Linked DNA regions of Homo sapiens: regions 2 and 3 are each linked to region 1. Evidence: chromatin loops called from intact Hi-C (ENCODE). Cell type or tissue: OCI-LY7. All regions are shown on one strand. Links, peaks and the distances in the headings refer to the core of each region. The heading gives the core; the rest is flanking DNA.

Evidence for each region. A loop is a pair of places that touch in the nucleus more often than their neighbours do. Peaks named below come from ENCODE experiments on the same cell type or tissue, not always from the same donor. Only the 100,000 strongest peaks of a DNase experiment are listed, where the experiment ranks them.
Region 2: a loop joins it to region 1, with 7 times the contacts of the local background. A loop is called at or near these places in 61 of 110 quality-filtered maps.
Region 3: it touches region 1 in a loop (8-fold over the local background); 23 of 110 quality-filtered maps call a loop at or near these places.

The regions. Positions count from the first base shown.
Region 1 is chr12:66,688,104-66,698,991 of GRCh38, reverse strand. It overlaps a transcript of GRIP1 not described here. Among named protein-coding and RNA genes, the nearest start is that of GRIP1, 14 kb to the right of the region's middle. RefSeq lists silencers at 4,789-5,083, 9,851-9,900. In OCI-LY7, for the core only: CTCF peaks have their summits at 4,686 and 4,888 (motif pointing right); DNase peaks (open chromatin) are centred at 4,911, 6,661 and 7,091; H3K4me3 peaks cover 647 bases; H3K27ac peaks cover 2,517 bases.
Region 2 is chr12:66,263,242-66,274,129 of GRCh38, reverse strand. No RefSeq gene overlaps it. Among named protein-coding and RNA genes, the nearest start is that of MIR6502, 18 kb to the right of the region's middle. RefSeq lists an enhancer at 1,726-2,351. In OCI-LY7, for the core only: CTCF peaks have their summits at 3,936 and 4,135 (motif pointing left); DNase peaks (open chromatin) are centred at 4,169 and 5,379; H3K27ac peaks cover 323 bases.
Region 3 is chr12:66,346,444-66,357,331 of GRCh38, reverse strand. It overlaps GRIP1 (glutamate receptor interacting protein 1), which reads left to right. Exons shown (of 25, transcript NM_001366722.1): 24 at 3,769-3,915; 25 at 8,086-9,901. The coding sequence ends at 8,313. LOC105369811 (a long non-coding RNA gene) reads right to left here and starts at 194. Exons shown (of 3, transcript XR_945040.3): 1 at 1-194. In OCI-LY7, for the core only: a CTCF peak has its summit at 4,944 (motif pointing left); a DNase peak (open chromatin) is centred at 4,951.

The DNA.
Region 1 (10,888 bases), core at 1,508-9,507:
GCATTTACTGAGCCTGCTGCATGACTGAGAACTTCACTTAAGCCTCCCAACAACGCTGCAAGGGTAGAGGCTGCTGTTTTCCCCACTTATGAAAATATGAGTTTGCCCACAATCATACAGTAGGAACAGTTTTTCTTACTCCAGAAACTGTGCTTTAAAAAGTCAAAGAAAGAAATAACCAAGTTTGTTATGGTAACATTGGTAGAGGACTTGAGTGGTGCTTCCACCTACTGGGCTTCCAGAGCAGCTAGATACGATAGGTAGATTCATATTAACCTCTGGAGGGGATGGGGTGGGAGGACCACCCTAGAGCCAACAAAGGAGGTGGGGGGCCAGACTATTATTATCTTCACCGAACAAACAAGAAACAGGGAAGGAGGAAGGCAAGAAAAGAGAAAATAACTCTGCCGAGATTTCTAGCCTAGGAGACTTGCGGGTTGGTGGCCAAACTGACAAATAGGAAATAGTTGAAAAAGAGCTGTCCTGGGAAGCATTTGTGAAGTTCTGCCTTGCGTGTGTAGAATGTGGGTTCATGGTGGAACTTTCAAGTGTTTACATCCTGTGTGCAAATGAAAATAAGGCACAGGTACAGCTTTTACTCTTCAACAAATATTTTTTAAAAACACAAGGCGTCCTGATACTAAAAAGTGATGTTTCCCCATAGTTGACAGGTAAAAAACACTTTCTTTCTAAATTAAGTACAATTAATTGTGATCTTAGTTACTTTGTTCACTCCTGGTTACATTTTTGACATGTTAATTCTTTTCAGTGCATGTTCAAGTCTAGATACATATTGATTGAAGAGAAGAATTTTGAGACAAATCTCATGAACCTCCATATCTGGTGGCACAAGTCTCATTTAGCAATGTGCTCCATTCTTTTTCAAGCTCCTAATCTCTGATTGTTGTAAATATTGTAGAAAGCATATTGCTTTCTACAAATATAGGATCACAAATACTGTAACCGTAATTCTTTTCTGTATTTAATACTGCATACTGAAGATTTTTTCTAGTTGTAGAATACAGAGAAATCTAGATATATGGTCCAGATCGATAACAAGAGGATCAATAAGCTTTTATTCTTGTTGCACTTCGCTTTGTTGAGGGGGTCTTGATTTGCATTTGCTGATTAGAGCCATTTGTCTAATATATAGACATGAGAAACATAGTTTGAATAAGGCCAGAACTTCCTACAAAGAGAGTAACCCACTAAAAATACTTTCGAATCTGTTGCTTTTCACTTCCTTACACCTTCTCTCCTGGAATTTAGTTCAGATTTGGAGCTGTCTATGGACAGAGAAAGAGGCATCAGTTTCATCCCTGTGCCTGACTCAGCTCAGTGCAGCCAGTTAGCACGCTTCTCAGCCCTTCACCACAAAACCAAAAGTATCTTAAAAAGTAGTCTCAAATGTGTGACTGCCCCAAATTGAGCCCCAAGTGAGTCTGGAGCTGAGGGCCAGGTGCATTTGTGTTGTCGGCCATTTCCCTATGGTTATCTAGCCCATTCTGCCTTCTGTTTGAAGATAACTGAAATATTATCAAAAATGGTTTGTTTAAAGGTGTAACAGCTGTGTTTCTGCAAGAAGCTCATAATAATTAAATTAATACCTGTAGTGGCTCTCTCTAAGGAAGTCTGGAAGCTTTGCACATATTAACATATTTATTCTTTCCACCTCTCTCTGATGTGAGGGAAAGGTCATTGTCATTTTTATATTTCCCTTGATGCAAAAGGAAATAAGTTACAGCAAGGATGGAGTTTGAGATAGGTCAGGAGAGAAGGAAAATTGGTCTTTTTTCCCTTTAGATTTTAGTCCTTTTGTTCATGGTTGTTAAAGTTCAAACTATTCCATTCCTCTATCCATTAATACATTTGCTTGTTCCTTCATTCATTCACTACCAAATGTTTATAAAGCACCTGCTATATGTCAGGCACTGGGATCACACTTGTCTTCAGAGTAGTTTGAAACTTCACTGTTGTACAGAAGTTACTTTGTGCTTTACAGAACCCAGAACCACCTCTGGGAAGCACAGTTTATAAACCACTGAAGTAGAACATTCAGTCATTTATTCAACAAGCAACTTTTTTTGCATCTACCAAATTCTATTAGGTGCAGGCTGCCTAACATCCCTCTTGGATCACAAAATCTATAACAGTAATTCTTTTTTTTTTTTTTTTTTTTTTTTTTTTGAGACAGAGTCTTGCTCTGTCACCCAGGCTGGAGTGCAGTGGTGCGATCTCAGCTTACTGCAAGCTCTGCCTCCCGGGTTCACGCCATTCTCCTGCCTCAGCCTCCCAAGTAGCTGGGACTACAGGTGCCCGCCACCATGCCCAGCTAATTGTTTGTTTGTTTGTTTTTTGTTTTTTGTTTTTTTTAGTAGAGACGGGGTCTGTGTTGGCCAGAATGGTCTCGATCTCCTGACCTTGTGATCCGCCCGCCTCGGCCTCCCAAAGTGCTGGGATTACAGACGAGAGCCACCACGCCTGGCCTAACCATAATTCTTTTTAAAATTTCTTTTTCATGCTGAGTATGTTCCACCTTTCTCTAACTCATTCTCTTTGTAGCCTCTTTATGACTATCAGGAATAAAGAATTTGTAGAATGTCTTCTTTGTTACACTGTCCTTAATAATGTTTAGATTGGTATTTTTCTTTAGGCTAGCAACTTACTCATCAGGAATCAAATTCTTCAAATGACAAGGAGCTTGCAGAGCTAGAGTTTTCTGTAGATTGAGAGAAATGAATAGGTTGACTTGTGTTTCTGTATGTCTACTGGGTCAAAGGACCATTCTTGAGATGTGAAAGTACCCTAAAGAGTGGCACAGCTGGTAAGTGTTATGAGTTGTCCTTTAAAAAAAAAATGGGGTTTTGAGATAATAGTAATTTTGCTAATCATTAGCTTATTCCATTTTATGCCTATATTGTGATTTGATTCTCTCTTCCCCTCTTCATTTAGTTTTTCCGTTTTCTTTCAAGCTTCATTCCCATTTGCCCCATGCTACCAGTTCTTTCTTCTCCTGGAATATTTGCCTGCTCCACCATGGACAGACTCTTAGTTATCCTTCACAATCCACCTCCAGTCCCACCTCCTCTGTGAACCTTTCCTACTGCCTCATTTATCCATTCTTCTCACTAATTTGTTTTCTCCCTTTTGCATCCACACATCCTACTGATAGTATCAATAAAGCTGATATTCCACTGAATTATTGTTACTTGTTTAAAGATACCCTGCATATGTAAATGACATTGCAGAAAAGATATTCATTAAGTGATATTTTTATTCCATTCTATCACCTTCACCAATGCCCTCCCCAAGAAGCTCCTTAAAAACGAAGATTATCAACCTCAATTTTGTACCTCTAGTTCCCTCCCCAGTGCTTGAAACATTTGCTTTCAGCTAGCAACAACACTGTAGCAGTTTTGGATAAGATAACCTCCTACCTGCCTAGCAAGGGCTTTCAGATTTATGCCCATGGATCAATCCCATTAGTGGTAGACATGGACTAGGGCCAAGAGGAGGAGTGGAGCCAACCACCGACAAGTCACAGGATCTCCTCCTCTCGTGTGGCCCATAGCTCGTGCTGTGTATCCCAACCTTGGGCTAATCAGTCCACTTCTGGAACAGGTGTTCTCTGTCCAGCATACTGTGGCTGACAGGAGAGGGGAAGAATTTGCCACCTGGTCAGAATTTGTGTAAACAGATGCCATAAAAAAAAAAAAAACAGGTTAGATTGCATGCTGGGTCAGCAGTTGAGGAGTGCTTTGAGAAAAGTGTCTTCCCCCTATGAGCAAGGCTCCTCCTCACACATGGTCAGCCCCACTTCTCCACCCAGAGGAGGTAGAGCCTGTTCTAGGAACTCCTGTTGAACATCTAACACATCGTACTGCACTGGCAGCCTGATGGTCTTTATGACTTGGTTAGAGACAGATGATTTGGAAGTGGGAATAAAAAGCTTTCTTCCTTATTTTAAAAAGATTTGCCTTTGTTTTATGAAATTATAACAACAACAGTTATCAGTAAGACTTTAGTGCTTCAGAGAGATGTTGGACCTCAGATAAGACACAAAAGGAGATCTCACTTAGCCATACCCTCAGCCTGCAACTAGCTCTGCCCTTAGGCTCTGGGTATTTCCTGATCTTTGGGATGTCTACTGTGGTAATCCGGGAACTGGTTACCAGCATCTATTCCCTGGGATATGGAAGCATCTCAGGAATAGTAATGACTTATAATTTTATACTTAGAAAACCAGGATGTCAGTGTACTAGGTGACTGTGGGTTGGGGAAGAATATTAGACCTCAGAAATAATAAGTTAATATCACCAGCAATATCAATAATAGTATTACTGTTTATCACGCACTATGCTAAATACTTTACTAATAATGTAACATAATCCTCACACTAGATATTTTTATTATCTTCATTTATAGTTAAGGAAAGTGATGCTAGCAGATGATAACAACATATAATAATACGTACTGAGCATTTACTGTGAGCTGGCACTGTGCCCATCTGCCAAGATCCTATCAGAATCATGATTCAAACCCTTGTTTTTATTATTATAGGATGAAATCTCCTTGGGGAAGAGGTAAAGGATATGTGGAAACTCTCTGTTTCCACATTTTTTTGCAGCTTTTCATTAAGTCTAAAAGTAATTCAAAATAAAAAAGTTTTTTAAAAACTCAAAACTACAAAGCTCATAATGGCCACTCTCTGCTGCCTCCTCTGGATAATGGCCTCAAGTAGAAATGCTTAGCCCATGTCAGGGATGCTCACAACTCAAATCATGCTGGAAACTGTTCTGCAGGTGTGCACTCCTCAAGGACCCCTGTCTAGTATGTGGCATTCTCATCTTAGATGTGATGAATCTATGTAGTTAGTATGACACATTTTCCCCAGCAGATGGCAGTAAAATGTCTTGAGGAAGAGATGCTGTTTCTGATGCTCATAATAGTACCGTCTGGGCTGGCAGTGGCCCTGAGAGTGCTAAGAAATCTGGAGAAGAGGTAGCAGAATTGAGAAGTGTTTAGGAGGTGAAATTAGATAGCAAGTTGGTGTGGTGTTTTGTTATAAAGATGCCAAATTTGAGTGCAATCAAATCAACCACTAAATTTATCATCAGTTCAAAGGATTTACTCTTCCTGAGCATAGTCCTTCATTTTATGTATCTGTATAATTTCTATTTTTAAAATCATGGGATTCGCCTTGATACAATAGTGATCTAATGAAGAATGAGGATTAATGGAATTTTCTTGTCCATGAATAGACCCATAAAACAGGAAATTTTTTCATGAATGGGCTTTAGGGAGTCCGTGGTCCACTTGCAGTTGTCATGTGAGCATATAAATTTGTGTACATTTTACCGGGGAGAGCTCCAGTAAAATCATATTCTCAGATGGGCCCAGAATGTGTTTAAAAAAATTCTGTCTGAGAGCATATCACCCCGGAAGGCCTAAAATAGATTCAAGGGAGAAGGACAGCAAACTCAGGTGCCTACAAGGGCCAGGCAGATAACAGTGAATGAAGGAACCCTAGTGGGGACTGGGGTGACCTGGAGAATGTATGCCCCAAATATCCAAAGAGGCCACCATTGTCCAGCCCCAACTGAGAGTTGCATGCGGGAATGCAGGCCCAATGTGAAATGAGCTCTTGATTTTTAAAGAGAATCCACAAACCCATAACTTTAAATAAACTATAGACATTTCTGAAGTGTGCAAATAATTTAAAACATTTCTAAACATAGCTCAGGCAAAACGAGCGTACTTACAGGTCACGTGTGGCCCTGGAGCTGCCAGTTTGATAACCTGAGTTTAGACATCACCCTGTCATTCATAAGCTCATGACCTGGCTCTCTTGGGACATACTATGTTAAGGAACTCTGGTACTACTAATTATTGGTTACTATTATAACAACATTCATAGTAATAATGACTAACACCCTAGCACTTTTTATGTATCAAGCACTATCCTAAACACTTTATTCATAACTCCTGTAACATTCTCAACACCCTATGAAGTTAGGTTACAGTGGTTTCCAGCATTTGTTATATGTTAGGTACTGTTCTAGGTCAGGACTCCTCAGCACAAGTCATGACTTACGAAATAATTCTGTAATAATCCTATGAGTAGCTAGAGAAACTGAGGCACAGGAATATTTAGTAACTTGTCGTAGCTCATTTCCTAGATTCAAACCCAGGCAGTCTGGTCCCAGAGCCCACACTCTTATCACTGTGCTGTCCTGACTGCCTCTGGGATACTCTGGGTACTGGTTGTTTTTCAAAGAACTCTCAGCTGTGGTGCTCAGTGGTCCTAGACAAATCCCCTCCTCTCTGCCATGACAATGTGGCACTTCTGACCAAATGCAGTCAGCCCCAGGTCTTCTGTAAAATCCATCTCATCATCTCATTTTCATGTATCACCAGACATACTTTATTCAATCTTTGTTTTTTTTTAAATCTCCTCCAAAATGAACAGATCATAAATCCTTTGCTAGATGAAATTTCCAAATAATGGTGATAGATGGCCTTGTCTTTTGTCTCCTGACTAGTTTGGCCCTGCCTGTCATCACAGCAATCAAAGAGTTGTAAGATGCCATGTAGACGCAGTGCCAAAAAAGGAAGGGACAGCTTAATTCTCCACTCAAATTTCTGTTTCATTTGAACTTCCTCATATGAGTGAAACTTCCTACAGGGTTACACAATTGGAACTCCTGAAATAAGTGAGAAATTACAGTTGTAATTTTAGAGAATTGACTTTAATCTGCAGCTGCAACCTAGAATCTGTATCTGAGGAATGAGAATTGAGATTATGACATGGGAGCATGCAGTGATTTGCAGAATGCACTTGTTTCCAGTTCTGTCTATTGGTGCCAATGCTGAAATCCAAACCCTGCTGAGAGATTGATAATGGAAAACTGAAGGTGGGAGGAAAAAAGCAGGGTATAAATCTACTCCAAAGCTGTCAAATGCAGTGAATTATATCAAATGGTTCTCTAATTTTCTACTTGGAAGATACCTTTTATTTTTTAAAAAAAGATAAATTTGGCTGTTACTTTACAGCTTTGCACTTCCATCAGCTCACCAGTTTTATGATGCTTCCTGTGAGCAGTGGGTCTTAGCGGTTGGTGCATTTCCATTAGCATGCTTCTGCAAAATAGTTCATCCTTCTGTGAGTCCCTTTTGATCAATTAAGCGCCTGCATTTCCCTACGCAAACAAGTTAAGAGAGAGAATCTATGGAAGGACTCTCTTCCTAGGGACTAATTTTAATGTCATTTCTAAAAATAAAGTATTAGATATAAAGGCAAAAGAAAGGTAGCTTTAGAATAAAAGATGCTTGTAAAGAGGACACTTTCATTCACCACTGGGACTTAGAACCAAACTTTCGGAAGAATGAGTGGACAAGGGCATGGTGGGAGCATTGTCGAATTCCAGGCTTGATAACGTAGGCAACCATTAAGAACCATTCAGAGATCTATATAACAAGAAAGGTAAAAGTTGATGGATCTAACTTTGGAAAAGTATATGTATTTTTTAATTCCTTGTAAAAACTTGAAAGTAAATTCCTCCCTGTTGTATTTTTAATGAAATATTTAGACTTTTCCCTTTGCTTTATGGAAGAAACCTCTAGTGTATTCATTTGATAGTTTTTCTTATTCAGCCTAAGCACAAATCACAGCACTTGAACAAACCCAATGTTTCTAATAGTTTGTGCTTTTGCCTTCCACCAGGACCACAGATACAAATGACTGAAGGCACATTCCTTAAAGAAAAACCTTGACTATGAGAAGTGACAAATAAGGTTTGGTTTAGAAGTCATTGAATTTAGTAGTGGTTGCACTGGAGTTGAGTGGTGGAGGTTAGTTCTGAAGTTAAAGCATGAAACAAAAATCTCATAAAATGAAAATTACCCTTGACTAATTCTTGTATTTCTTGGGTTGAGCAAATAGCATAGCTGGCTAGCATGGAGAAAAGGGAACCTATTTACACTGTTGTTGGAAATGTAAATTAGTGCAACCATTATGGAAAACAGTATGGAGGTTTTTTTGTTTTGTTGTTTTGTTTTTGACACTGGGTCTTGCTCTATTGCCCAGGCTGGACTGCAGTGGCAGGATCATAGCTCACTGCAGCTTCAAACTCCTGAGCTCAAGCAATCCTCCTGCCTTAGCCTCCCGGATACCTGGGACTACAGGCACACACCACAATGCCTGGTTAATTTTTCTAAGCAACATAGCGAGAACTTGTCTCTAATAAAAATTAAAAAAAATTTTTTGAAAAAATTTTTTTTTAATTTTTATTAGAGACAAGGTCTCGCTATGTTGCTTAGGCTGGTCATAAACTCCTGAGCTCAGCTGGTTCTCCTGACTTGACGTCCCAGATTCTTGGGGTTATAGACATGAGCCATCGTGCTTGGTCTAAAAAATTAAAAATAGTACTAAACAATCCAGTAATCCCACTTGCGGGTATATATCCAAAAGAAATGAAATCGGCATCTTGAAAAGACACCTGTACCCTCCGTGTTAATTGCACAGTAGCCAATATGTGGAAACAACCTAAGTGTCCATCAAGAAATGAGTAAATAAAGAAAATATGGTGTATGTGGTGTGTGTGTGTGTGTGTGTGTGTGTAATATTATTGAGCAATGAAAAGAAGGAAATCCTGCCATTTACTACAATATAGATGAGCCTGGAGGATATTATGTTAAGTGAAATAAGCCAGACACAGAAAGACCAATATTATATGATCTCACTTATATGTGGAATCTAAAAAAGTCAAATTTGGCTGGATGTGGTGGTTCACGCCTGTAATCCTAGCACTTCAGGAGACCAAGGCAGGAGGATTGCTTGAGCCCAGGAGTTCAAGACCAGCCTGGGCAATGTAGGGACAGCCCTTCTCTACAGAAAATAGAAGAAATTAGCCATGTGTGATGGCATTTGCCTGTGGTCCCAGCTACTCAGGAGGCTGAGGCAGGAGAATTGTCTGAGCCCTGGAGGCTGAAGCTACAGCAAGCCATGATCACATCCCTGCACTCTAGCCTGGGCAAGAAAGCGAGGCCCTGTCTCAAAAATAAATAAATAAATAAATAAAAATAAATAATTTTAAAATTACAATACATTAAAATGTCCAATTCATAAAAGAGTAAAATGGTGGCTGCCAGAGGTCTGGGAGTGGGGGAAATGGGGAGATGTTGATCAAAGGGTACGAACTTTCAATTACAAAAAGAATAAGTTCTGGAGATCTAATGTACAGCATGGTGACTATAGTTAATAATACTGTATTGTTTACTTGAAATTTGGTAAGAGAGTAGATCTTAAGTACCCTCATGACCCCCGTCACACCCACATCAATGCTGAGTGGTGATGAATATGTTAATTGATTGTGGTCATTTAACAGTGTATATATATATTAAATCATCATGTTGTATACCTTGAATATATACAATTTTTATTTTATGCCAAATACACCTCAGTAAAGCTAGGTAAAAATGTTTCTCCTGCATATGCCTTTTGAAATGTATATATAGACTTAAGCCATGGCTAGCACACAGAGAAGTAAGTGAGTGCTAGCCATGTTGATGATGATCATGATGACAATGACAATGATTGACTTGATTGGTTCCCAGAATTCTGACCAGAACCCAGGTTCCCCTGACCTTCCGCCTGCTTTTCCTGGACTTCGGCTCCCCCTTGGCTTTCCCATGTGCCCCTCGTTTCTTGACAACTCGGCCTCTGTTACTGTCACCAGATACTGTGCTAAATTTTTGGATTACTGTCAACACAAGCTTTGTTATACTCATCTAAGAACTTAGAGGGATCCCATGATCCTTCCTGTCTTTTGATGGGAAACTGGACCGAGGTTGTCTTCAAGTATCTGGCCTCAATTTGGTCGTCTGGTCAGTTCCCAGCCAGCCTGCCTGAGCCCTGCACTCCCATTTCTGATCCTTTGCTGCCCTCTAGTAGCTGCTTGCCTGACTGTGCAGCTGTGCAGACCTGAAAGGGAAGGTGTACTTGCTAGACTGCAGGGGGCTTGTGCACCTGGATGTTAAGAAGGTGCCTGATGAGAGGAAGAGACCCAGTGAAGAATGTCCTTCAACCCTGACTTCTTTTATCTTTTCCATGGTTTTTCACGGCGCCCATTTTTATAGAGCCCTTTTCCCCTTTAGACATTATTAGAGGGTTGTTTCCTCCTTTGAAGGAAAATAAAATGCCTTTCCTTTTTTTTTTTTTTCAGAGTCAGTGATTGGTGATTGAAAGTGTTTGCAAAACATCCCCAAGGAGCACTTTAATGTCATTTTTATGGAAATAAAGTGGAAAATAATAGGCACTGTTTTTTTAAGTGAAAGAAAAGGACCCTTCTGGGTTTTGGTAATGAACTTAGGAAGACAAGATATTATGAGCAGAAACCTTTGAGATTTGGTAAAATGTGAATTTCCTAAGAGAGAAGCACAAGAGTGAGACCTTTTTCTTTGTTGTTTTCTGAGTCTATGCTTCTTATATAACTATATTACAAATGGAATGGACTCTGGAGCCTCCTAATTTTTCAGTGTACACACAAATACACATATATTTGAATATTATTTTCATAGCCAGTCGTACTCTTTGTAAAGCACTTGAAAATTGACAAAGTGCTTTCTTATTTATTATCTAATTTGATCATCACAGCAGCCCAGTGAAATTGGTAAATTCAGTACTGTAACAGAATGGTAGAACTGTAAGGAATTTTAGAGACACAACTGCCTTATTTTGCAGATCAAGAATCTAAAGCTTAAAAAAGAGTATTAGACAAGACTCTTTGATCCCAAGTGACAGAAATCCAACTCCAACTAAATTAGCAAAATGGAGACCATACTGACCGAAGTAACTAAGTCCGGTGTATTAGGGATTTAGAAATGGATG
Region 2 (10,888 bases), core at 924-8,923, 420 kb after region 1:
AATTTAAAACAAATCTAAAGGAATGAGTTAATGATTTTATTTTGTCATTACTTGTCTACTATTTACCAGTGGCGTGAACTGGGCAAGGCAGCCAACCTCTGAAAGCCTCAGTTTCTTCTCCCGTTAAACAGGGACCTATTATGTCTGTATAGTAGGCTGAACCTATAATTGTTAGTAAACCACCTTCCTTTTTGCCCAGAACATTATAGGCTTTTGACATGATCTAAAAATGTAAAAAGTTATCTGAGAAAATGCCCATTTTCTGGGCAGGAGGTGAACCTCCCTGGTCAGTGTGGCACAAAGAAAGGCTCAGTAGCATGGAGGAATGTTAGAAAAATGAAGTACAGGTGAATTTGGACACTGGCAGAAAGGCAGCAAAATGGGGACAAGGAAGAACTGTCTTTGGTGGGTCCAGGTGTAGAGTCTTTTCAGCAGAGACCAAAGAGAGACCAGATTAGGGCTGGCAGTCAAGCACCAATGGGCATGCATCTACCTCTGAGACAACAGGAGAAATAGGTGTTCCCAAATCCTCGGGCCTTCGGGGATTGACCTATCTGGTAAGATCCAAATAAAATAACTCAGTCCTCCCTCTCATATAATTGCAGAAAGTCTAGTATCTCTACAATGTTTATCAGGGTACAGGGAGAGGGGGAAGCTTTGTCTTTAGTGTTCATCACCTCCTACTGTGCTCAATTCTCCAACCCCACAGCTGTCTTGTTTCTTGTCTCTGCTGTCCTTTCTCTTTACCCTAAGCTAAGGCACAGCTCTCCCTATTTCCCAAAGCACTGATAATGTAAACCTGCTCCATCTGGTGGTACCTAAGCCTTTTTCGAAGAGTTGGGGATAATGGGTCAAAGAAACTCAAAACAAGAAACTATTTAAATTACCATCAGGGAACAAACACTACCATTAAAATGCCTTTTCCTTCCTCAATGCAGGATAGCATATGAGTAGCCCCTTACTGGATGTGCCTCCTTGAATGAGTTACTTAACTGATTAGTCTTCGTTTCCTCCTTTGTAAAATGGTGATAAACCTAAATTTGCTTCTGGGATTCCTCTGAGGATCACATAAATAATGTATTTGAACACAGAATAGCTATTGACGTAGTAAATGATGCCAGTAGTAGTAGACGAAGGAAAATGAGTAATAGCATTAGATCTCTCACTTGGTGATATATTCTAGAGGCCCATTCCTTCCCACAGAGTCTGTTTTCACATCTAGTCTCTTCCCTGCATCTAGAATTACAAATCACAAGTTTCTTGGGCTGCAAAGGAAAATAGCTAACATTCCTGTTTCTTTATTATGTAGAACATTTTGGCTACCCTTTGCTCAATCCCATCTATCCATCATAATCCAGGACCCTCTCTTTCCATTCCAAAACTTTCCTAAATACAGAACCCTGGGCCAGGCGCAATGACCCACACCTGTAATCCTAGAACCTTGGGAGTCAGAGGCAGGTGGATCACTTGAGCTCAGGAGTTCACGACCAACCTGGGAAACATGGAAAAACCCTGTCTCTACTAAAAATACAGAAAATTAGCCAGGCATGGTGGCGTGCACCTGTTATCCCAGCTACTTGGGAGGCTGAGGTGGGAGGATCACCTGAGCCTGGGAGGTCAAGGCTGCAGTGAGCCAAAACTATGCCACTGCGCTCCAGCCTTTGCGATAGGAGTGAGACTCTGTCTAAACAAACAAACAAACAAAACATAGACTCTAGACCCTAGAGCTCTGCTTTGAAAGATTTAATAAAAACTGGCTGAGCACAGTGGCTCATGTTTGTAACCTCAGCACTTTGGGAGGCCAAGGCAGGTGGATCACCTGAGGTCAGGAGTTCAAGACCAGCCTGGCCAACATGGTGAAACGCTGCCTCTACTAAAAATACAAAAAAAATTAGCTGGGCCTGGTGATGCACGCCTGTAATCCCAGCTACTCAGAAGGCTGAGGCAGGAGAATCGCTTGAACCCAGGAGGCAGAAGTTGCAGTGAGCTGAGATCATGCCATTGCACTCCTGCCTGGGCAACAAGAGCAAAACTCCATTTCGAAATTAAAAAAAAAAAGATTTAATAGAAACTGAAGATAGAGTTTTTTCTCTAAGCAGAACTCAAAGTCAGAGGACCTCTGCTCACCTTTCCCATAAGTCTCACTGGGAAGAAAGGCTGGCATACATTTGTTCTTTCTTTTGCCAGAACAACCCATCGGTGTGGCAGCTTAAATAGTTATTTATTCGTCCTTTAGGACATTCATATCATATCTGAGTTTATTTATTCAACAAATCTTTATTGAATGCTTATTTCATGCCTGACATTCTGCTAGGTACAGGTGAGCAGAGACACACCTGGAGCTCTCTTGGGGCTTTTAGCTGAGTCTGGGACACGGATATTCAATAATGACCAGAAACCCAATGCAAAGTGCAACAGTGATAAATGCTACAAAAGGGAAGTGTCTAGAGCTAACAGATCACCTAAAACAGAGCTTTAACCTCATCTGAGAGGTCAAAGAAGGTTTTCTCAGAGGAAAGGATACAGCCCAAGCCTGAAGTCACCTTTCTGTTAATGTCCAGAAAAGAGGAAGAGTTCAGTGCATTGCGGGCAGGTGGAGCATTCCAGATAGAGGACACAGAAATGGCTTCCAACTGTGTGGGAAACCCATGCTTTAGGGATTCATCATAGAACTCATGCAGATCATGATTGTTCCAAGAATTCTTTCCAGAATTGGCACAGATATGGGCAGAAAACCAAGGTGATGGCCAGGCGTGGTGGTTCACACCTGTAATCCCAGCACTCTGGGAGGCCGAGGTGGGCAGATCACCTGAGGTCAGGATTTCGAGACCAGCCTGGCCAACATAGTGAAATCCCATCTCTACTAAAAATACAAAAATTAGCTGGGTGTGGTGGCAGGCACCTGTAATCCCAGCTACTTGGGAGGCTGAGGCAGGAGAATCCCTTGAACCTGGGAGGTGGAGATTGCACTGAGCCGAGATCAAGCCACCACATTCCAGCCTGGGTGACAGAGTGAAACTCCATCTCAAAAAATAATAATAAAATAAAATAAAACCACGGTGAAGAAGCAAGGCCCTCCTCCAGTTTACTGAATGTTGAGGTTGTGCCATAGTAGTAAGAGTATCTCTAATACCAAAATCTCTATGCAGTATGCTCACACACACTGGGTTTACTTAATGTAGATGGAGTTTCCCTGACATACTCTGGAGAAATGGCTCAAGCCTATACACAGTCATTAGAAAGGGAGGCTTCTGTTATGTTTGCCCAAAGCTTACAGGAAATATCCCTTGCAACCCACTCTGCCAGGAAACCATCTTTACGTAATTCCTCCCTGTGTTCCAATGGCACCTGTTGCATGTTCTGTCCATACACTTACCTCATGGTAGTTCATCATTTGTTGATATCTCTGTGTCTTAAAAGTTTGACAGGAAATATAGCTTAGTGTTTAACTATTTACTATGCTATGTTTAATGTTGCTAAGAACAATATTTTTCCTTAAAAACAGAAACTTAATACCTTGGCTGCTTTGGAGGCCCCTCAAGAATCTTGCATTTAAGGAAGTAACTGAAATATTAGAACATTTTGTCTGTGCTAAATGTCTTTGTATTGCATTTTAGTGGCTATTAATTACTAGTAAAATCACTTTCCCTCTCTTCAGCTCCCCTTATTAAAATCTCTGTGATATAAGGCAGATCAAGATGATCAGTAAGAATACATCATTAATTTTGCAACTGAAATTAAATGAAAATAAGTAGAAAAGAAATAAAGGTTTAGAACAGATATTTGGGATAATTTAGAAACATGTTTGAAATGAACTAATTAAATATTAACCTTATCTAAAGCTATTAAGCTAAAAATAGGAAAGCACCTTTCATATAAATTCAGTGATCTGAATTATTAATATGCAAAATTAAATGCCATGTTCAATTTCAGTTTTTTACACAAACATGAATATTGATATTATCCGTAAAACCAGAAAGACCTTGCAATCATACGGTGCTTCGAGGCTTGTACAACATGGAGAATTTCAGTTTCCATCAAATAAACAACAAATTACTTTAAAAATTAAACAAAGCTGAATTTTTCAGAAAGTTGATTTGCTAAGTGCCTGCACTATTTCTTCCTGGAATGTAGAGAAAGTGACCCCTAGTGGAATTCTAATGAAGCATTCCTCCAGCTTTGTTCACTTATTTAGCCAATCAACAGATGCTGCCTGGCTGGGCTCTGGAGACAAAGACATGATTGAAAGTGAAGTTTCGGATGGTAGTTGAGAAGCAAGCATTTGTAGAAAAGATTGATCAGAGCTACGAGTCAGAGAGTGGAAGTAGTTAACTTGGCAAGGGCTGGAGGAGAGGGAGGTAGGGTGGCTGGACAGAGGAGGGTAGAAGTGAGAAAGGCCATTCACACAAAGAGCTTGAGCAGCTTGGTGCCTCCTGGAAACTGCCAGTGGTTTTATTTGGTGAGGAATGAGCACTTCCAGGAGAATGGATAGGGTTAGAAAAGTAGGCAAGGACCAAGCCATGACACGCGACAGGGTCTGGTCTTTAATCTGGTCTTTGGGGATAATGTCCCCCAAACACTGTTCTTGGATATTAATGGAGGTAACAAATACTGCTCAAACCACAGTCAGAATGCTAGGATGAACCAGGCCTCCCGTAGATACAAGAGATTGTATAAAAATGGGCTTCTTTAACTGTTTGCAGCCCTCTGAAAGACCATGTCAGACAGACTAGAAGATTTTTTAAGTCAGGGAGCAAAGACAGAACTGGGAAGTGGCTTAGACACAAGAGGAACTAGAGAATAAGCAACAGTTTAAAATGTTGTGATTATGGATAGAAAGAAGAGCCAGTGGGCCCAAACATCTCTACAGCAAATACTCCCAGCTGACGGGACGTAGCACATGTGGTTGAGATCTTACGAATACCCAGCAGGGCTGGAGTGGCAGTTACCTTTAAATAACACCTCTGTTCACAGCAGCGGCGAGGTAAAACCCATTACCTTAATGACAAAAATCACAATTACTTCTGCACCAACCTAATAGAAGCCCAGAGAATGGCAGCCTCTGAGGAAACAGAGGAGGAAGAAATGAAGAAGGTAGAGGGGGAAGGAACAAAGCGGTAGAAATAGAATCAAGGGAGAGCCATCTCCTGGAATGGGAGGGAGAGAGAGAGAGACCTTCCAGAAAGTACTCAACAATATCAGATGCCGCAGAGAAATCAGGTGAGGTGAAGCCTAAATTTTGATCATTATGATTGGCAGCCAGGATGCCATGGATTTTCCGAGAGAGAGAAATGGTAATGGAGTGGAGGGCAAACCCTTTATGTAGGAGCTGAGGAACAAACAGGAAGTGAAAGAAGGAGCAAGCCAGAGCTTGCTTTATCAAAGAGCCTGGCTAAGAAGAAGCGGAAGTTACATGAAGATATATGATGAAAGAAGGGGTTTTCCTCCTAAATATTGAAAAAGCTATGTTTATGTGTTCAGGAGAAGCAGACATGAAAAATAAGTGGCTGAAGATAAAGTAGGAAAGATGATTGATTGAATAAAGGACAGAAAAGGGATCAAGAGCATAGAAGAAAACATTTGGATTAGGCAAGAAGATAAGGACGGGAGGCGGGAGCGAGGAATGCATATTCTGTGGATCTGTCCATAAGCAAAAGCAGGAATGAAGAGTTAAGCCCAATACCTGCTATTTTTTTTCTCTGCAGTTGAAAGCAGAGGCAGTGCCTGAGAGCCAGAGGGATAGAAAAGGCAAGGAGGCTTGAAGAGAAGCCTTCTAACAACTGTTGTGGAGTAAGGGGTGATGGATGGCCTGGGACAAGCAAAAAGACCCCTAAGCAGCAGAAAGAAACTAACCCAAGGGGAACCCATGAATATGTAGTGGCATGTGTCTGCTGGGTGCTGCGGTGGCTTTAACAGCACCCAGGCACAGAAACAGAAAACGCAGATCCCAGGGCCAGCATTTTGCAGATCAGATAAGGCAGAAAAGAAATAGGATGCTGCTAAAATAAAAAAAATTTTAAAAATAAATAAATAAATAAAAATTAGGGACATAAAGCCTGAGGGTGGAGGTGAGGATGGTGTAATGATAAAGTAACAGAAAATGGAGACATGGAGGGGCCGGGGGTCTTGGTGTTGGAGGTCAGTTCTGATGGGGGCAAGAGACTGAGAGCCCAGAGACAGGAGTTTGTGATTGAAGAGGAAAGCGCTAGCCATCTCTTGAGAATGTCTTATGTGCCTGGCACCATGCTAAGCACATCATCCATAGAATTTTATTTAATCCTTACAGAAAACCTATAAAGTTAATATTATTCTCCTTACTTTACAGATGAAGAAATTGAAGCTCCAATACAGCAGCTAACTTGTGTGGTATCACACAGCTGGTTGACTTGCCCAAAACCTTCACATTTCCTTCCAGTGCTGAGAGGTGGAGCTATTGGGTGATGAAAAGGATAAGGGTGGCCTACAAGAGGGAATTGTTCTTCCAGAGTGGGTTTCAAGGTCAGTAAAACAGAAAGCTAGTTTGTTTGCTTGTTTGCTTGCTTGTTTTGCTTTGTTTTGTTTTTAGAGAACTAGTTTTGTACATGCGCTGGCATGTTGATAATGGATGAGTAAACTATGGTAGCTGGGAGTGGGGATAAAGATACTAGCTAAGAGAGTAGATTGTATGTCCAGAAGCAAGGGTACTGAGCAGAGATGCAGAGGGTGAAATCACCAAATTGTATGAGCCCTGAAAGTGTTGACTGTTTTGTATGGGGCTGGGCAGGACTGCCTATGTAATTTGATGGGCGCTGTGCAAAACAAAAATGGGGGGCCTAAATATAGTGCCATGAAAGGTACTGAAATATGAAACCGTTTCCTTCTGCAGTCTTTCTCTCTCTTGACCTGTCATGGTGTTTTTATTTGATATTTCATTTCTTGTTCCCTCAGACATGGGGATATTTGCAGAGGGAGTGCAGAGACACCCAGTGGGGGCTCTGTCCCCTGACTCAGTGCATGGCCCACTGGCTTCTGAGTTCTACCTCCCCTGAAGTGCTGCACCCCAGCTGGAGACAGGGAGATCCACCTCCTCATTCCCACAGGCCACCGCCCCCACCCACAGCAGAAGGGGAAGAATCAAGGAGTGGCAACCTCCACATCAGGATGCCCTTGGGACCTGGATCAGTATTGGCAAGAGTCTGTCTGTTTTGAATGAAGTGTTTTGAGTTTTTCTAGCAACTTGGCTGGTAGCTACTGTTTCTAGCAGCCATCAGCAGACCAGACAGTAGCACATCAGTAGGGGATCCACTTGCATGCATCTCCTTGGGCTCACCATTAGGGGTTGCATGCAAGCTTCAATGACACAACCATCATGTGAAAGGTTAAGAGTTTTTAGTGCATACAGACCCTGGGGGGGTTACACACCATGCCTGGAGGACACACACAGACACACACACACACACGACACGGTCAGCAAGCTCAGGCAGAGAGAGAAGGGACCCAGGGGCCAACGCCTTTACTGGGTACAGGGCATTATCCAAACAGATTTCCTGCAGGGAGTTTTAATTGGTGGGTTTAAAGCAAGCAGGTACTAGTTCCAGGAGGTCACGCTGTGACTGAAAGGTGGTCACTTTGAGTTCGAGGGCCAATGTCTGAATGGTCTGTCATTTGCAGGAACATGAATAGAACTGGAAATCATTATGTTAAGTGAAATAAGCCAGGCACAGAATGACAAATATTGCATGTTCTCACTTATATGTGGGAGCTAAAATAGTTGATCTCATGGAGGTAGAGAGTAGAATGATGGTTCCCAGAAGCTGGGAAGGGGGTGCATGTGGGGAACAGGGTAGAGAAATAAAGAAAGATTGGTTAATGGGTACAAACATACAGTTAGATGGAAGGAATGAGTTCTGGCGTTCAATACCACAGTAGGGTAACAATGGTATATTGTATATTTCAAAATAGCGAGAAAATAGAGAATGTGGAATATTTGAAATATTCAATAGAGAATATTTGAAATACATGTATACAATGTGTGAATATTTGAAATACATGTATACAATGAATCATCACACATTGTATACCTGTATTAAAATATTACATGTATTCCATAAAATGTATAATATTATGTACCAGTAAAAAACAGAATGAATGTTTCGTTTAAAGAAAGCAGTGTGAAGGCTGGGAGCCCAGCTTGCTGGGTGAGAGATTCTTCCAGTTTTTATCTCTGGCTACCAGCTGGAGCCATTTGAGTGAGAAATAGTATTGGAAACTGTGTCAAGCATGACTGAGCCTTATTTCTGGAATGAAAAAGTTAAACTTGTATTTAACAATGGATGCTGAGGCAACATAAAGTTACAAGCATTCACTACACTTAGCCCTGACAAGTTGCCCACAAACACAGTGTGGCACTGCCATCCTGGAGGGAAGATGGTGCTGCCATGCTCCACCCAAAGATGCCACCAAGGATGCTCACTTAACCTCTGCCCCACCTGCACCTGCATCCAGTCTCCCAACAGGAGCAGAGGGCAATGGCAGAACACAGGTGGGCTTGTTCCACTGACACGACCTGGTCACTGCCTGAGGATCTGACAGAAAGAGGCAGGCTGGACAGGACCCAGGGGGCAGGGAACAGGAGGCCAAGAACCTGACCTGGAGAGGTGGGGAGGCAGCAAGGGGCAGGAGCCCACATGAGCCAAGGCTTCGAGCCCCTGGTGCATGCCCCAGCATCCCATCAGACCTCACTGATAAAACACAAAATAAAAGGTAAAATTGTTGTATTCATTTTCTAGGGCCATCATAACAAAGTACCACAGGCTGGGTGGCTTAAACAGCAGAAATCTATTTCTGGAGGCTAGATGTCCGAGATCAAGGTTTTGTTTCTCCTGAGGCCTCTATCTTTGGTTTGTAAATGGCCATCTCCATCTGTCTTTACATGGTCTTACCTGTGTCTGTCTGTGTCTTAACCTTTTCTTATAAGGCTATCAATCCTATTGGATTAGGGCCCACCCCAATGACCTTATTTAACCTTAATTGCCTCTTTAAAGGCCCAGTCTTCAAGTTAAGTCACTGTATTCTGAGGTACTGAGGGTTACAACCTTATAAGAATTTTGGAGGAGACATGAATCAGCCTATAATTGTTAAGAGTTTCAAGACGGCAACTGCAAAGTATGAAACCCCAAGCATGGGGCATCTGTGCACGAGGCCCTGTGTAACTGCACTGGACACATGCCCATGAGGCCGGCACTGTGAGATCAGTGGTGTAGGAGCAACAGTGTGGAGCTAGGAGGATCTGGCCCACTCCTCCCAGACCTAGAGGTGTTGGGCTCATGGAAGAATGAGCACCCTTTGCTGGGCAGAGTGGTAAAGGAAGCCAAGCAGTATCCTTGGATGAAAGCCGGGTTTTGTTAAGACAACAGAAATTGTCAATGCTGTTTTGTGTGTGTGTGTGTGTGTGTGAGTGTGTTTTGTGTTGTTTTGTTTTTGAGACGTAGTCCGACTCTATCTCCAAGTAGTGCAGTGGCGCCATCTCTGCTTACTGCAACCTCTTCCTCTCAGGTTCAAGTGATTCTCCTGCCTCATTCTCCCAAGTAGCTGGGATTACAGGCAGGCACCACCATGACCTGGCCAATTTTTGTATTTTTACTAGAGATGTAGTTTAGCCACGTTGGCCAGGCTGGTCTCGAACTCCTGACCTCAAGTGATCTGCCTGCCTCGGCCTCCCAAAGTGCTGGGATTACAGGTGAGAGTCACTGTGCTCGGCCAAAAAAAAGTCTTTAAATAGCTTGAGAATGATGTGGAGTTTCTTTGCAAGCAAGAGAACATTCCACTGGACAGAGTAAAAGTGTCTGGGAGGGAGGTCAGCAGCGAGTGAATGAACTCCAAAGGGAAGAGATGTATATGAGGATGAGAATAGAAGAGCATACACAGAACCAGTGGACTTTATATTTCATTACTTTTAACCACACTGGCTTTAAATTCCTTGAACTTAGAAATTAAATTAACACTTAATTGCTCTTTAATTAAATGTTAACATTCCTTGATCTAACTGCTCCTGCACTTCACATACAAGCATAGTGTTCCTGATTGACCAGCAGAAGGACATTTCATGCTGATCTACCCTTGTTCTCTTGTGGTCTCTGTTCCAATCAATGCAACATTAGGAGAGGATGAACTATGAAGAGGTACCTTCTGTAGCTTTAGCATACTGCCTGTTCTTCCACACGGCAAACAAAATCATAATTGATATCACATTACAGTAGTACAAATTAAGCTTAGTCCGTTGAATATTTGCATAGGGGTCGTTATCTTCAATATCTTGTAATCACCTCTCCCAGAAAATAACAACAAAAGGCTTGTCTGCCTTTATATGAATAGAAATACAGGTGATTAATAAGTTTAAAGAAGTACAGCAGTAGAATATTACTACAGGAAATTAATAACATGTAAAGTGGAGATAAAACAACTTTCTTATACAGAGTTACATAAGGAAAATACTGATATATTGTTGCGTATAGTTTTTGTTTCCTATTAAAATACCATTAAATAAGATTACAAAAATAAATTTTTCATCATACTAATGGCACCATTAAACAATTAAATAAATACACATTCATTGCAGAAACTTTAGAAAATACTAGTTGAGCATCCCCAGTCCAAAGATCTGAAATCTGAAATGCTCTAAAATCCAAAACTTTTTGAGTGCTGACATGCTCATTGAAGCCTTTCAGATTTTGGGTTTTCAGATAAGGGATACTCAACCTGTGTAGAAAAACAAAAGAGAATCCCAGCACTTTGGGAGGCTGAGGCAGGAGGATCACTTGAGCCCAGGAATTCAAAACCAGCCTGGGCAACATAGGGAGACCCTGTCTCTACAAAAAAAATTTTTTTATAGCCTGGCATAGCAGTACAT
Region 3 (10,888 bases), core at 918-8,917, 340 kb after region 1:
AAATGACACAGTTTCAGCAATAGATCAGCAGCACAGGGGGAAGGACGAGAACCCACCACAGGTAAGAGGAGATTTAACAGACTTAACACAGAGGTAGTGTGTGGACTTTGTTGGGATTCTGACTTAAGCAAGCCAACTTAAAAAAATGTTTTTGAGGCCGGGCACAGTGGCTCACACCTGTAATCCCAGCACTTTGGGAGGCCAAGGCTGGCGGATCACTTGAGCTCAGGAGTTCAAGACCAGCCTGGTCAACATGGCGAAACCCTGTCTCTATTAAAAATAGAAAAATTAGCTAGATGTGGTGGCTCATGCCTGTAATCCCAGATACTCAGGTGGCTGAGATAGGAGAATTGCTTGAACCCAGGAGGCAGTGAGCCAAGTTGCAGTGAGCCGAGGTCATGCCACTGCACTCCTGCCTGGGTGACAGAGCAAGACCTTGTCTCAAAAAATTAAAAATAAAATAAAAATAAAAAATCATTTTTGAGACAATTGGGGAAATTATGGACTAGGAAGTGGTGGCTATCACATAAGAAGAGTTGCTGTTGCCAGTGAATTAATGATGTGGAGTTTATGAAAGAAAGTGATCATATTTTTTGGAGGTGTATACTGAAGTATGTAGGAGTGAAATGACATGCGGACTGGTGTTTGCTTGAAAACACTCCCCCGAAGAAGAGAAGGATAGCTGAAGGAAACATGGCAAGCTCTTGGTGGTTGTTGGATCTGAGTGGTGAATAGATGGGTGTTCCAACCTCTCTACTCTAGAATATGTATGAAATTTTCACCAAGAATATTTTCTTCCAGTGACTTACTCTTCCTTTCCTTAGGAAAGAGGAGCAGAAATCTCCTATCTGGCCTAAGGCAAAAACATAATTGTGGAACAGCCTAAATATTCCTCTCTGCAATGAGTATTTATTAAACAACTGTGTGCTAGGCAAGGAGAGAGTGTGCTATGGCAAGATCTAAGCTTTGCAGTCAGAAGCCTTGATTTGAGCCGATTCTCTGTTGCCATCAGTTTGATCCTGGGCAAGTTGCTATTTCTCTTTGAGCTTTCATTTCCCTGTCTGTATATGATCTGCTCCACAAGCTGGTAGAGACAGTAATATCTCTTTGCTTTCTAAACTGCTCACTCAACATCCACAGGCCTTACTAGCAAGAAGTCTAGCATCCCCCATTGGAGGACCCTCCCCCTACCTTCCTCACTGTCCGGGAATCTGGGTCTCCTCAGCCCACAGATAGGCCGGCCTGGCCCTGGTACCAGAAGTGCCCTCCCTCTCGTGTCCACACAGTGTCGACCTTGGAGCTTTGTCTTGCCTGGCCACTTTGTCATGGGACAGCCTTCCTGATTCCCAGCATGGCCTTGGGTGAGGGGTGAGGGGGATGGCTGGAACTCCAGAATTAAATCTCTCTTAGTTCACACTCTCTTTCTCTGCAATGATTCATAAAGGCACAGGACATCATGGTTGATCCTCAGCCTCATAAGGTGCAGGACAAGCCCTTTCTGTCCGTCAAAATACTAACCCCACTATGTGACAGGTGCTGCCTTAGGGGCTTGAGATATATCCATGAGCAAAAAGGACCCCTACTCCCCTCAAGGAGCTGGGGAGTGGGGATCTGCCACAAACCTAAGCCCAGGCCACCAGCAAAGTCTTCCCCTCTCCCCCTGGTGAGTATTGCTTTGGAAGGTAGGGGTGCTCTCAACCACACAGTGTGAACCTAACCACTTCTCCCTAAGCATCACCAGTGAGCATGTTAGATGGGCGGTGGGTGGTGGGGCCGGTGTGGGGGTGCTGGTGTCACTAGGCTACACACACACATAACCCCACACACCCTTTATGTAGTAAAGTGGGGCTTACTACTCTATCCCTGTATAAGTGAGGGCAGACTGAGAAAACTTTATATCTGTCACCTCTTAAAATGAAGACTCTTACCCATCTTACGGAATCGTTATAAGGATTAAATCAGATTTCTTCACTGGGCTGTCCTCATAAAGGTTGTGTTTTGCTCACTGCTCTACTTTTTTTATCACTCTATCCTGTGAAAAATATCCTCAGTCCCTAAAACAGTCCCTGACGCATAGTAGTGTCCAGTGTGTGTGCACACACACACACACATGCACACACAATGATGGAATGAGCGTGTGAAGAGGGTCGTCTCAGGGAACATTAGTTCTGCAGATTCTCAGTCGGTCTGGGGTGGGTCTGAGACTGCATTTTCACCGGCTCCTGAGGGTGGCTCCTGTCCAGGAGGACACTGAAAGTGGTGAGGCCGAGAGGTGCATGTTTAGTGGCAGGAGAATAGAACCATTAGGCACTTGGTGTCTGGAGTCTCACAGACACGTCCCCACCATTCTTACCTTTGTGGCCTTGAGCGGGTACATAACCCCAGTGAAATTGAATTTCCTCACCTCTAATATGGCAATAACCACTGGGACTGGTTGGTGAATAGTGTTGACCCAGTCAGCTTGATATTTTAGCTGTCTGTCCAGTAAAATAAAAACCCACACACTGACCACTTTCATATTGCCTTCAGAATGCCATAGCCCTCTGAAGTAAAATCACTGGATATAAACAAAGATACTTGCTATAAGAGTTTTAACCTTCACATTTTGCCCTGCATAGCTCTGATTTTGTTTTTGTTTTTGTTTTGACTATTTTACAAGAATGTATTCATGCATTAGTTGTGTAAAAACAAATATATATATATAATTACAGTAGAAAATTAAGCCTGACCATTGCTTGAAGTCTTTGTGGAGGGCATCTGGCACAACTTGGTAAAACCCGTGGCCCCCTCAAACGTTAACTGAGCATCAAGCGCTGAGTGTGCTGCTGGGCGCAGTGCCCAGTGCGGTGAGAGCTTGGGGACTGCTACATATTCATGTGTGTGCCTCTGGAAGGCAGGCTTTTCTTCCTCTTGTTCACTGCTGTTTCTAGCACCCCATGCTGTGCTTACAATATGGTAGGAACTCAATAAATATTTGATGAATATACAAATGATTATTTTAGCCTCAGATGAACACTCGCAGGTGGTCAGGTGAAGGAGTGAGGGCTGGTGGAGGAGTGAGGCTTTAGCCAGCTGTGGTTGGCCTTAGATGCAGAGAGACCCGGGGTGGGGGGCAGGCCGCAGCACTCAGGGTAGATGCCTTCAGTTACCAAATCAAACCCTAGACAAATGCTGAGGGAGCGAGTTAAGCCGAGGTGCAGAGCAAGGTGTTGTCATAGAGACACATTCAGGTCTTTTACATAGTGTTCTGTGATGGTGCTCATTGGGGGTTCCAGAGCAAATAAAAGGATGAACTTCATGGTACTTGCCCAAAGAGAGGATACGCCGAGCACTGTGCTTAGCAGAGCACCAGGCAGGAGTGGGGAGGAAGGAAAGGCCTTTGGCTTATTCCCCAACATCTCAGCAGTTGTAAAGGGCTGCTGCGGGCAGCTCCTCTGACCAGAGGTTGCCCCAGGAAAATAGTAGAAGTCAACTTGCCTTGAGGAAGTTCTCTCCTATATCCCCCTGATGACGACTGAAAAGGAGGGAGGGAGGACCCAGACGTTCCAGTTCTCCTCCTTTTTCAGCTTTGGTTGGGAATTCATAAAGTCCAAAGATATTCTTGGAGTGGGAAAAAAAGGCTGCAGGATTGGTGCAGGGAGCTGACTGATGCTGATATTACAAATCATGATGTGACTAAATTCGTGTGAAAAGATTGTTCATCAAGAAGTTGCAGAAGGAAAAGTCTCCACCCCAGCTAAATATTCACATCCCATTTTCTCTCTTCAGGTGACCTTGTACAAGGACTCTGACATGGAGGACTTTGGGTTCAGTGTAGCAGATGGCTTACTGGAGAAAGGAGTGTATGTCAAAAATATTCGCCCAGCTGGGCCAGGAGATCTTGGTGGCTTAAAGCCCTATGACAGGCTCTTACAGGTAAGACCTCAGGTGGAATTTTAATTCCTTGCAAGTAATTTCTCACTGGGAGCTTCCTCCACATCCTCCTGCATATTTGGGGCCCTTTGCTCTTTTCCCTTTCAGCCTTTGTCATCAAGATTATGGAATCAGTAGAAGCAAACAGCTGAATAAAGAATTTTCAGCTCTAGTAAATTCTAACCCAGACCCCAAAGTTCTGTGGTTTCTTACCAGTTTTTTTCGGCACTGAGCTCAGAGCCATCTTTCCCAATCTCACAGATTTCACCCAACCACGGTCATCTCCCACCATCGCACAGTAGTCCCATAAATATGACGTAGTTATCCGACTCCAGGCACCACCAGTCTAGTCCTTCCTACCACTTGTCTTCTACATGACCTACAAGGCCCCAGGGATTTGGCCTCTCCTTACCTTGCCAGCATCTTGTCTTGCCTCTTCATTCATTCATTCATTCATTTTTGAGACAGAGTCTCGCTCTGTCACTGGAGTGGAGTGGCGTGATCTTGGTTCACTGCAACCGCCACCTTGCAGGTTCAAGAGATTCTCCTGCCTCGGCCTCCCAAGTAGCTGGGATTACAGGTGCCTTCCACCACACCCAGCCAGAATGCAATTTGCTAACTAATTGGAGGGTTGATGACGGACCTTTTGAAGTTGATGGAAAGTTAGTTAGAATCTTTTTTCCTTTTTTTTTTTTTTTTGAGACAGAGTCTCAGGCTGGAGTGCAGTGGCACGATCTTAACTCACTGCAACCTCTGCCTCCTGCATTCAAGTGATTCTCCTGCCTCAGCCTCCCGAGTAGCTGGGATTACAGGTGCACACCACCATGCGTGGCTAATTTTTGTATTTTTAGTAGAGACCGTGTTTCACCAGGTTGGCCAGGCTGGTCTCATACTCCTGACCTCAAGTGATCCACCCACCTCGGCCTCCCAAAGTGCTGGGATTATAGGTGTGAGCCACTGTGCGCAACCTCTTCGTATACTCTCTAGCTTCAGCTGGATTTGTTTCAGGAATGGTGTATGCTGCCACCTCCTGGCCTTTGCACCTGCTGTGCCCTGAGCTTGTGGCGCTTCTCTGCTAAACATGCACAGGCTCTTTCCCTGCTCCTTCCTCTACTTCAGGTCCCTGCTCACATGCTGCGACTTAAACCACTCCGTCTAAAAGGGCCTTTCCTGCCTCTCCATTCTTCACCCTTCTTTCTTGGTTCGCAGTACAACCACAGATGATGCTAGTTATTTGCTTATTCTGTGTTGCCCACTAGAATGTAACTCCATGAGGGCAGCGATTTTATTCTCCACTCTATTCTCAGTTCCAAGAACAATGCTGTCACATAAAAGTGCTCAGTACTGCACAGCAGAATAGAAGCGCATTGGCTCTGAGCCTTATATACTCTTTCCTTTCTCTGAATGCTCTTCTAATCCCTAGGCCTTACCTGCCTCATTCCGACTCAACTTTTTGGTCTCACATAGATCAGCGATTCTCAACCTTGATTGAAAAAATGGAATCACCTAGAGAATGTATCCCAATGTTCAATCAAATGCCAGACCAATTAAACCAGCGACTCTAGGAGACAGATACGGCATCGGTGTGTTTTTACACCTCCCCCAGTGATTCCAGTGAGCAGCCAAATTGAAAACCACTAGTTTAGAGGACTCCCCTTCAAAGCCTAACTTCACCAGACACCACCCAACCTCCTTTACCTCAAGTCTGGACTAGGGGCCCCTCCTATATCGAACAGCAGCTTTTGCTTTTGGTAGAATTTACATTATTAAAACTGCCTGTTCAGAGGTTGCAGTGAGCCGAGATCATGCCACTGTACTCCAGCCTGGGTGCAGAGTGAGTTTCCAAAAAAAAAAAAAAAAAAACCACCTTCCTGTTTCCCTGCATATACTCCCCAGCAGATTGTAAACTTTTTGAGAGCAGGGATAGTACCTTATTCTCTCATTTCCCATTATGTGGTATTTGATATCTCAGTATCTCTCACAATATCTGAAACCAAAAAGCTGAACCTTGCTTACTTTAAATATAGTAACATTGAGGTCAGGTATAGTTTTATTTAGGAAAGCAGATTTCTGATCTTATGTACAGTTTTTGGGAAGAGCATTTTGCAGGAAAATGGAGTGGGTTGAAGTCAGTCTTAGCAGTGTACTCACCTGGAAACAGTTTGTCACCAAACAGCTGACTTTCAAAGCAGGAGGCTGCCACTCATTGGTTGGCTTTCAGGGATGTGTTCGCTGAAGCAAGTTGTCACTGATCAATTTGATAGTTTTGGAATCAATTCTGGTGATGATTTTTACTATGGCAATAGAACAATTAGTCTTATCCTAGGAGTTTGGGGACACTTAGTTTTCCGCAGACATGCTAATATTTGCTGAATGAATAACTATGGACAAGTTACTTACCTTCTATGAGTGTCTTCCTAATCCATAAATAGAGCTAGCTCTACTCTCATCGCAGTTGAGGCTGTAAAAGTAGACTACATTCAGATTATAAAGGGCCTTGAATGTGATGGTAAAGCTCTTGAACTTTATGCTGGAGGCATATTAGTTTCTTAAGCAGGATAATGATATAATTGGTAACATAGAAAGGCAATACAATATTATTATGGGTTTATCGAAGGTGGGTTGGGGAGGAGAAGATCACAGGCAAGGAGTCCAGGTAGGGGTAGGTAAGATAAGACAGCTCTTTCAGAACTAATGAGTCTTTAATATTTTCAGCACATTGTGATAGAGCAGTCTGGGAAGCATTTGGTGGTTTGGATCTGTTGGTGAGGAGAGATATTAGAGCCAGAGTTAAAGATTTAGGATACTGAAGGGTGGGGTTTAGGACAAGTTGCCCTTGGTGGCCTTATAACAAAGAAGAGAACAGAACCAAGGATGGATTCTAACAGTAACAAAATGTATCTATGTATTTATTTATTTCAGACAGAGTTTCTCTCTTGTCATCCAGGCTGGAGTGCAGTGGCGTGATCTTGGCTCACTGCAACCTATGCCTCCCAGGTTCAAGCGATTCTCCTGCCTCAGCCAGCTCCCAAGTAGCTGGGATTACAGGCGCCCACCACCATGCCCGGCTAATTTTGTATTTCTAGTAGAGATGGAGTTTCACCATTTTGGGCAGGCTGGTCTCGAACTCCTGACCTCAGGGGATCCACCCACCTCAGCCTCCCAAAGTACTGCGATAACAGGTGTGAGCCACTGCACCTGGCCACAATAACCAAATGTAAAGGACAGGAAGAAATAAAGGCAGGAAAGGACTGAAAGCGAGCAGTTAAAATGGTAAAAGGATCAAAACGAAGTGGGGTTGTAGAACTAAGGAAGGAGAGTTTTAAGGGTGAGGAGGTGTCACGAGCGGCAAATGCTAAACGCCAAGGAGGATGCAAACTCCAGAACATTCCTGGATTTGACAAGTAGGGTCATTTTCCAGCAGTGCAATGTGTCAGGGAGGACCTGAAAAAACTGAGGAGAGAATGGAAGATCAAGGAGTAGAACCGGCATGTGGGTGATTTTAAAAACTTGTGTTGGTGAAGAAGGAGAAATGGAAGAAGATGGGTGCATGTATAAGCTGAAGAGGGGATAAGCTCATTTTTTTAAAAAAATTTTCTTAGTAGAGACAGGGTCTCACTATGTTGCCCAGGCTGGTCTCAAACTCCTGGCATCAAGCGATCCTCCCATCTTGTTCTCCTCAAGTGCCACAATGACAGGTGTGAGCCACTGCACCTGGTGGAGCTCGCTTGTGGGAGAGGTAGTTCAGCATCGTGATTCAGAGCACAGGCTTTGAGATCAGCCAGTTGGCCTGGGATTACATCCTATGACCCTTACCAACTACTGATCTAAGGCAAAGCTCTTAACCTCTTTGTGGCTTGCTTTTCTCATCTGTAAATTAGGGATAATATTCAGCACTTGCAGCACCCCCACTGTGGGTGGAGCCACCTCCTTGGCATGAGGATAGGTAGGATGTGTATGTCTTCCTTGCCCTCGAGAGTCTTACAATTTACTAGCAGACAATGGCAATTGAGCCAGTAGCCATGTCACAGCATAGTCACAAGGATAGACCTCATGGCGCTCATTTTAGCACCTTCATGACTTCAAACAACTTGTTGCACCTGAAATGTTACTCCGGGTTTTGGGAATTATGGTTACAACGATAATTCAAAATGGCTGTTCTTGACCTTTCAGGTGAATCATGTCCGAACCAGAGACTTTGACTGCTGCCTTGTTGTGCCCCTCATAGCAGAATCCGGGAATAAGCTGGACCTGGTTATTAGTAGAAACCCACTGGCTTCACAGAAGTCTATAGACCAACAGAGTCTACCAGGAGATTGGAGTGAACAGAACAGTGCTTTTTTCCAGCAGCCTAGCCACGGTGGTAATTTGGAGACACGAGAACCCACTAATACATTATAGCAACGCTTTTTATAAAGCAGGACAAAAGACAATATCTACATGGTGCTAAAAATCCTTTAAGATTTCTGTGACCTTTGAAGCACAGATAATCAATCAACGTGGCATTAACTGCAAGCACAGGGGTCTTTTAAATCTCTCTCATGGCTCATGTTCACTTCCCTTTTCAAGTTGAAGAGGTTTCTTTTTTGGTGACCACTATGGTATATGGTGGGCAATGCCCTGCCAGTCCCAACGGTAGAGAAAAATAGGCCGTCCCCCACAACTCTACAATTAACATCAGAGGAAATTTTTTACAAGTTCATCTTACTATCACTTTTTAAAAAGAGAAACATCTGTTTGAAAATATTCTCTGTGATGATTTCCTTAATTCACTTTGAAATCAGTTTCTTACTATGAAGTCATTAATGTAAGAACTTGGCCAACAAAGCTTTTCTTCTCATAGGCTGGCTCTACTAGGGGAACTAGTGTTTGGTAAACTGCTGGGACTACCACAATGGGAGGGGTACAGGTATAAAATTAAGTTATCTTAAAATGTTTCAGCAATGATGCACGTAGGAGACCATAATAGGTGGTGGTAAATGTTTTGCCCACGTATAGGAATGATTTTAACTAAGATGTATGCTATTCCCTATGCAACAAATTATCAAACAGGATATGTCTTGTGACCTGTTTTTTTTTTAAGGACACATTTTTAATAGCTGAAAATCTCTGATAATGAATTAGAGTGTGTAGTAAACATGAGAATTAGTTATATTATCTTATTTTTAAAATTCAAGACTAAGAACTTCAGAGAATGAAGAGTCTATTAAAATGAGGTTCATCTTAATGATAGGCAAACCAAACTCATACTGCTTGACATGTTTTGAAAACTGGTAATATTGAGGGTGTACAGCACATGTACTTAAAAATGACACTGGACTATCTTTTGCTCTGAGCCATGCCACTTACCGAAATTGTAAATACATTTTTCACAAATGCATTGCCAATTATTACCATCCCTCAAAGCAATAAATTGTGACAGTTGCTTTAAATGTTTGTCAGCAACTGTTTTCATTTGTTCAGATATTTTGAATAGCTACACTAATAACTGTTATTATTTGGTGAACATAAAAAAATAAATAGATCTGTATATTGATGGTAGACTCTCCATATTGAAATGATTATTTTCCAAACATTTTCATTTTGGTCAATAATTCAAACTACCACTTAGGCAAAGTATTCGAACACTGTGTCCTTTGTTTAAGGAAATATAAAAAAAAAATCACCTTTCTTTTTGTGCAAAAAAAATATTATTTCAATCACATTTCAGAACCGCCAGGGCAAGAAAGTATAAAGCAGGATCATGTTAAGAAAAAAGAAAAAAAGATCATGAGTCACTTAAATATGTATTTTTATTTGTAACAAACAAGTATTAAACTGTAAAGTATTTTTGTACAAATTTAATACTTTAATAGCATGGTATTTATCGTCTATGTATGGTTTTGGGGAATTCAAAATTGTTCAAATATTTGTATGGAAAAAAATAAAACCCTCTACCAAATGGAATAAACAGTGATTTTAAAAAGCCAAATAAAGAGGATATGCATTATTGGTGTTGTTTTGAATATATTTCAATGTTCTAGCCTGAGTCCTACACAATTTTTTTTTGTTTTGTTTTGTTTTGAGATGATGATGGAGTTTCACTCTGTTGCCCAGGCTGGAGTGCAGTGGCACAATCTCAGCTCACTGCAACCCCTGCCTCCGGGGCTCAAGTGATTCTCCTACCTCAGTTTCCCAAGTATCTGGGATTACAGGCACCCGCCACCACACCTGGCTAGTTTTTGTATTTTTTTAGTAGACATGGGGTTTCACCATGTTGGCCAGGCTGGTCTCAAACTCCTCGTGACCTCAAGTGATCCACCCGCCTTGGCCTCCCAAAGTGCTGGGATTACAGGCGTGAGCCACCGCATCCGGCCACAATGTTTATTTTTGTATAATTTTCTAAAGGTGAGAGGTTTTCCTATCAACCTGAGAAGCACCACTGAAGAGTAGGAACCTGTGTATTGAAATTGAGTCCAGGTTTGATTTCAGGCTCCAGTACTTATTGGTAGTATGACATTTAGTCACCACGAGTCAGCTTCTCTACCTGAAACTGAAGGTCATGTCTGTACCACAGGATCATTCGGAAGATGAGGAGTGAAATATATGAGAATGGGCTAAAAACACACACAGAAATACCTCCAAGACCAATGGTACATTTACTGTAGGTGACAAATATTGATCAAGTATCACAACATCCACCTCAGAGAAAATTACATGTATTCTATGAGACAGATTTACATAAACTGTTAAAATGTACAAACTTTAATTATGCTACCTTTAAAAATTCACATTCATTTTTATACAGTTGCATTCAGTGTGCCCACGGTTACGTTCTGAAAGGCAGAGTATTTTCTAGCACCTGAGAGTCATATGACCCCAACTGACAATCTATTATTGCAAAAATCCAAGCAACTGTTCAAATTTTTATTGCACTCTCCTCACTTCTGCATCAAGCATGAGGCTGAAGCCAAGGAAATGTGTAGTTAGAACAGAC